2 separate regions of the Homo sapiens genome follow, and region 1 is linked to region 2. Evidence: chromatin loops called from intact Hi-C (ENCODE). Cell type or tissue: heart left ventricle. All regions are shown on one strand. Links, peaks and the distances in the headings refer to the core of each region. The heading gives the core; the rest is flanking DNA. Region 1 overlaps CORO2B (coronin 2B). Region 2 has its middle 8.5 kb from the start of ANP32A.

Region 1 (2,908 bases), core at 271-2,770, 130 kb before region 2:
AGGGCAGTTGGACCCAAGGAGAGAAGGCTTAGGGTTCAGGGTGAGCAGCCCAACTTTGCAGCGAGACTTGTGCTTCTCAAGCCATCTGAGCATCAGTGGACCCCACCGAGTGTGGTGCATGGGAGACACTACACGCTCCAGGGAACCAAGGGGACCTGTGTGGATGGAGGGGGTCACAGACAGATTTATGGAGGACATGGGGCCTGAACTAGCTGGATACAGGTAGATCAGTGGAGAGAAGGGAAGAGCGGAGGGGTGTGGCTGGAGGAGTGAAGGGAAGGGACACGGGCTTGGGGCACAGGAAGGGAGGGGCTGGCCTGGGCTGCTGATCCAGAGACAAGGAGATTAAGTCTGGATCAGAGAGGAACTAAGCTCTCGCTCCAGCTGCCAGGCCAGCTGCCCCAGAAGTACAGCCCTGAACCGCATCTTACCCGGGTGTCCACCCCTCCCCGCCTTGGAGCTAGGGATCTTGGCAGTGGAACCAACAGGTTCCTGAGGCTGGATCCCAACCTCTCCTGGAGGACGTGCTCTGGGACCCTAAGGGAGGTGCCTTGCCCAAGGTCACACAGGGAGCCTTTGTCCTAGGAAGGTCCCCTGACTCCCAGTCTGCACTCTCAGCCCCTCACCAGTGGCCCTGGTTCTACAAGGGAGGAAACTGAGGCTCAGGGCCATGGTGGGCTGGGCTGACAGTTCAGATTCATCACGCTCAACATTTACATCACAGCGTCTGCTCTCCTCAGGGTCCAACCTGGGTGCTGGGGGAAAGCACAGGAGAGGCATCCCCCGCTGCAGCCTGGGAGGGGGTGGGGCGTAAAGGAAATGGAGTTTGCAGCTTCCAGGGGGTGGACAGGAGGTCAGCACTGCTGCCAGGGCCCTTCCCACGGCCTCCCTGCCTCCTTCAAAGCACCTGAGGCATCGGCCACCGAGGCCCTCCCTCCACCCATTCCAGCTGGAATGGTCAACTTGCTGCTCACCAGACACGACATCCAGACCCAGGCTTGGGAGGTCAGTCGGCAAAGCTGCTGTGTGTGCCAGGCACTGTGCTACATACAGGGCTGGGGACGGCGCCAGGCCACAGGGGCCCAGAGGGAAGCTCTTCACAGCAGGTCTGGACCAGTTCCCCTGGTAGTGCCTGCCTGTTTCACCCCCAGCCCTCCACTTCCCTCTACTTGTCTCAAAACATTCAGAGGACACTGGTGGGATTTCACGAGCCCTGATTTCCCCAGCTCCTTCCCCATATCCCCCAGCCCTGCAACCTCCAGTGAAATCAATCCCCGTCCCCCAGGATCCGTTTCCCCTCCCTGAGCAGGAGGAGGTCCTCTGGAGTCTATCCTCCATCCCGCCAGGGATCCAGCAGAACATACCCAGGCCCTTCCCCAGGGGCTTTGGGCCCGAGGGAGGGCTGGGGGCCATAACTCTCCCTGGCATCTGGCAGAATCCAGTTCTTTCCGCTGCTGGGTGATGTCACCTATTGTTGAAGGCTATGCTTTTTATAGCTTCTGCCGCAGCTAGGGAGGGCGGCTGGCAGGCGGCAGGGAAGGGCGCTATCGGTTTCCAAGCCTCGTGCTCCCAGCCCTTCTCCTGGGGCCAGCAGCCGCGGAGAGAGAGAGAGGTTTCTGTCATCTTAAGGAGAGGGAGAGAGCGATCCCAGGAGAGAGGGAGGAGGGAGAAGAGGCAGGCGCCTCTTGCTGGTGGGCCGAGCTCCACATCTTTCCTTTGCCTTTTATTCAAGCTCTTCCATCCTGTGTCTGCTCTCCTCACCCTGTAGATGATGCCCCTCCCTGAGGAGCTGGGGGCGGGATGGACAGGATGTCAGCCCTGCTGGAAGCCACCCACCACCCTGCCTCCTGCACACCCCCACCTCCCGAGCTCCGGAACCAATACCTCTTGGAGCTGGAAGGGAGTGATGCACTTTTGTAGAAGGAAGGTAGCCCTGAGGGGCCAGTGCGCCGAGTGGGTCTTCACTAATGATTTAGCAGCCACAGAGAAAGCAGCAGTATGGCTCCCTGGCTAAGCAGCCAGGCTCAGGAGTCCCTTAGGCCTAGGTTCAAATCCTGGCTCTGCCACTTCCAGGCTCTGCGATCTAGGACTAGTTTCTTTTTTTTCTTTTTTTTCTTTTTTTTGAGAGACGGAGGCTCGCTCTGTCGCCCAGTCTGGAGTGCAGTGGCGCGATCTCCGCTCACTGCAAGCTTCACCTCCCGGGTTCAGGCCATTCTCCTGCCTCAGCCTCCTGAGAAGCTGGGACTACAGGCGCCTGCAACCACGCCCGGCTAATTTTTTTTTTTTTTTTTTTTTTTTTGAGACGGAGTTTCGCTCTGTCGCCCAGGCTGGAGTGCAGTGGCGCGATCTCGACTCACTGCAAGCTCCGCCTCCCGGGTTCACGCCATTCTCCTGCCTCAGCCTCCCGTGTAGCTGGGACTACAGGTGCGCGCCACCATGCCCGGCTAATTTTTGTATTTTTAGTAGAGACGGGGTTTCATCGTGTTAGCCAGGACGATCTCAATCTCCTGACCTCGTGATCTGCCCGCCTCGGCCTCCCGAAGTGCTGGGATTACAGGCGTGAGCCACTGCACCCGGCCTAGGACTAGTTTCTTTACCTCTGAGTACCAGTTGCCCTATTGTAAAATAGGAATCATCTCGGGCTCTGAGAACTAGATGAATATAAAAGTGTTTTGTGTCCCCTAAGAACTCCATAGACATTAACTGTTACTTTCTTTTCCTTAAGTGAGGGCCCAAGAGTTTAAATAACTTGCCCAGGCCGGGCACGGTAGCTCACGCCTGTAATCCCAACACTTTGGGAGGCTGAGGTGGGTGGATCACCTGAGGTCAGCAGCTTGAGACCAGCCTGGCCAACATGATAAGCGGAAGGACAGATCATGTCCTCCTCAGGGGGTTGGGTCCAGCCCAG
Region 2 (2,908 bases), core at 169-2,668:
TGGGCACCGTGGCTCACACCTGTAATCCCAGCACTTTTTGAGACCGAGGTGGGCAGATCAGTTGAGGTCAGGAGTTCAAGACCAGCCTGGCCAACATGGTGAAACCCCAACTCTACTAAAAATACAAAAGTTAGCTCAGTGTGGGGGCACACGCCTGTAATCCCATCTACTTGGGAGGCTGAGGCAGGAGGATCGCTTGAACCTGGGAAGTGGAGGTTGCAACTAGCCAAGATGGTGCCACTGCACTCCAGCCTGGGTGACAGAGTTAGACTCCGTCTCAAAAAAAAAAAAAAAAAAAAAAAAAAAAAAAAAAAAAAAAAAAGACTCTACCGCAGCAAAACTGGTGATAATCTTAAAATTTGGAAAGGAAATGTCCCTAGTAAAGATATTTGATTTAAATTACAAGGAATTTAGTTCTAAGGGATAATCGACATATTTCATAAATAAATGCAGATATCTCTAGATATCAAATGATAAAAGATCTTGAGCAGTGATGGATTACTGCTAATGGGTTTCTGTCTGCTACTCTGAGCACAGTTCAGGCTCAAGAACTGACATGAAGGGTTTGAGAATTTAGTCAAAATCTGGAAGTAGGCAGGTGGTCACAGGCTAACTAAGAGTTCATAACCGGATGCAGTCGTTGAAGGACAATTGTGAAGAAAAAATGCTGATGGTGAAACGAATGCAAAAACCACAAACACATTGAAGAGGCCTATGTTCCTGGGAACAAAGAGGAAGGTTATCAATGATGTGCTTGTAGAAAACATATTAATACTGGAATATTGTCTTCTTTCCCATCATTTCAGGTCAGTTAGCTTAGATTACTATTCAGCTAGAAAAAACAAATGATACCCTTGCAAGGACTCTGAACAATATTGGAATTCAGCTGTTTTGTTTCTAATAAAACATGGTTTAACTGTTACATGAATAGAAGTTCCTTATAAGTGCCAATTACTTCTTTCCAGAGAAGCAGTGCTAAAGATTCTGTTCATTGGTACACTAAGTGTTCTTCATGACCCAGTGTTTTATTTCCTATAAGTTAGCTTTTTTTCTCAGATGATTTAATGAAAATTATGGCAGTCTGCTCATTGTTCAGCAAAATCCATTTCCTCTTCTCCTTGAACACAAAGCTTGACTATGTTTCCTAGATGGCCCTTGCAGTTAGTTGGGGCCATGTGACTGGGTTCTAGCTTGTTGATTATAAGTGGAAGTGATGCTGCCACTTAAAGGCTTGAAAGTGCCACTGCATACTGACTGAGATGCAGTGGAAGCCCTGTGTTTATGAGGTGGACCCCCTCTCAGGCTGAAATGTCTCTTAAGAGTCATTTCAGCAACCTATTTACTTGCCCACCAAGAGAGAAATTGTGACTAAGAAACTTTTATGGGGCTGTGCCATTATATGCTTGTATCCATTTGTTACTGTAGCCTATGCTAGTAACTAACACAATAATAAAGGTTTTTTTCAGTCTTAGTTTTCTATTCATTTGTAGACCAATTGTAAATGTGAATATTGTATTTCCATTGTATCTTGGCTTACATGTTCAAAGCACCATAAAACAGATAAAAGGATTATATTAACAAGTACTTAATGTAGAAAAGATCAGTGCAAGGGAGTCTATGGAATAACATGCAAATATGTCTCTTTCCCCCAAACTTAGTGCTTGGCTCATAGTAAGTATAAAATAAATGCCTGTTGTTTCATCAATAAGTAGTCCTCCCCTCTCAAGCTGCAGACTGACATTTTAATTGCTCATTGGACATTTCCAAACAGGTATCTTACAGGAACAAACCACATGACATTTCCAAAACGAATCTCTTCCTTGCCAGCCTCTGCCTACTCTGCCTCCACCAAACTACCTTTATCCTTCTGGCTCTCCTGTTTTGATTAATGGTACCCTTGGAATTGTCCTCTGTTGACTCCCATAACCAAATGGTTAACTCGTCCTCTAAATTTCCAACTACCTTTCCTCCTATCAGCCCCACTTTTTCACCACTCTATCCAAGCAAGCTCGCCCCACCCTTTCTCATGTCTAAATTGGCACCGTGTGCTAAGAGTTCCCAGGCTTTGGGTTTTCTCACCAATAACATTTAAAAAAAGGGTTTAGGACCAACATAGAATTCCCAACTTTTAATTTTGCCAGATAAAGACATTCTTTAAAAAACTTATCTTTTATTGTTCTATAGACTATTTTTAAAATGGCAATGTAGGGAGGACTCAGCTTTAGAATATAGGACACTCCTCTACATTGAATTTAATTTTATGAGAATTCACTACCTTGTTCAAGATTGAGTAGTTGGAAACTCTTGTCTAGATCAGCACTGGCCCTGAGGTCTTGATGTGGTTTTGTGGCCAGATGAATGTTTCTGAGTTCCAGTTCCAGTGCTCCTCCGGTCAACAACAGCCTCTCTGGTTCCCTGTGGCCTGCTTTCCCCCACCTGGCATTAAAACTCCCCAAAGAAGGCCTCATACTACCTTCCAGTGTTATCTCTAATTTCCAGGCAAATTAGACCTTCTGTTATTCCTTTTTCTTTTCTATCTTTGACTATGCAGTTCTTGCACCTGTACAGTCTATCCTTTTTTCCCCACCACGCAAAATTCTACCCAAAATTTAAGACCACATTTGATATCATTGCCTCCTTTGAAACCTTTGATGATCCATTTTACCCACACAAACAAGAGCTTTCCTCTCCTTGAACTTGCATAACATGGTAAAGTATAGCACGTGGCTGCTTTCTTCCACATGCTGTGCTTATTTACCTCTCCCACAAAATTACAATAAATCCTTAAAGATAAGAAAAATGTTTGATTCATTTTTATTACCCCTCCATTATTTGAACATTAAATGTTGAATATATATTTAATGACTTAATGAATACTTTAGACATAGTGAACTCCAGACTTTAAAAA

The links. A loop is a pair of places that touch in the nucleus more often than their neighbours do. Peaks named below come from ENCODE experiments on the same cell type or tissue, not always from the same donor. Only the 100,000 strongest peaks of a DNase experiment are listed, where the experiment ranks them.
Region 1: a loop joins it to region 2, with 2.2 times the contacts of the local background. A loop is called at or near these places in 12 of 110 quality-filtered maps.

What each region holds. Positions count from the first base shown.
Region 1 is chr15:68,699,205-68,702,112 of GRCh38, forward strand. All of the region lies in intron 3 of CORO2B (coronin 2B), which reads left to right. Among named protein-coding and RNA genes, the nearest start is that of MIR4312, 100 kb to the right of the region's middle. RefSeq lists an enhancer at 1,425-1,612. In heart left ventricle, for the core only: no CTCF peak of the experiment used is centred there; a DNase peak (open chromatin) is centred at 1,527; H3K4me3 peaks cover 847 bases; H3K27ac peaks cover 2,000 bases.
Region 2 is chr15:68,827,985-68,830,892 of GRCh38, forward strand. No RefSeq gene overlaps it. Among named protein-coding and RNA genes, the nearest start is that of ANP32A, 8.5 kb to the left of the region's middle. RefSeq lists an enhancer at 1,101-1,150. In heart left ventricle, for the core only: a CTCF peak has its summit at 1,233; no DNase peak of the experiment used is centred there.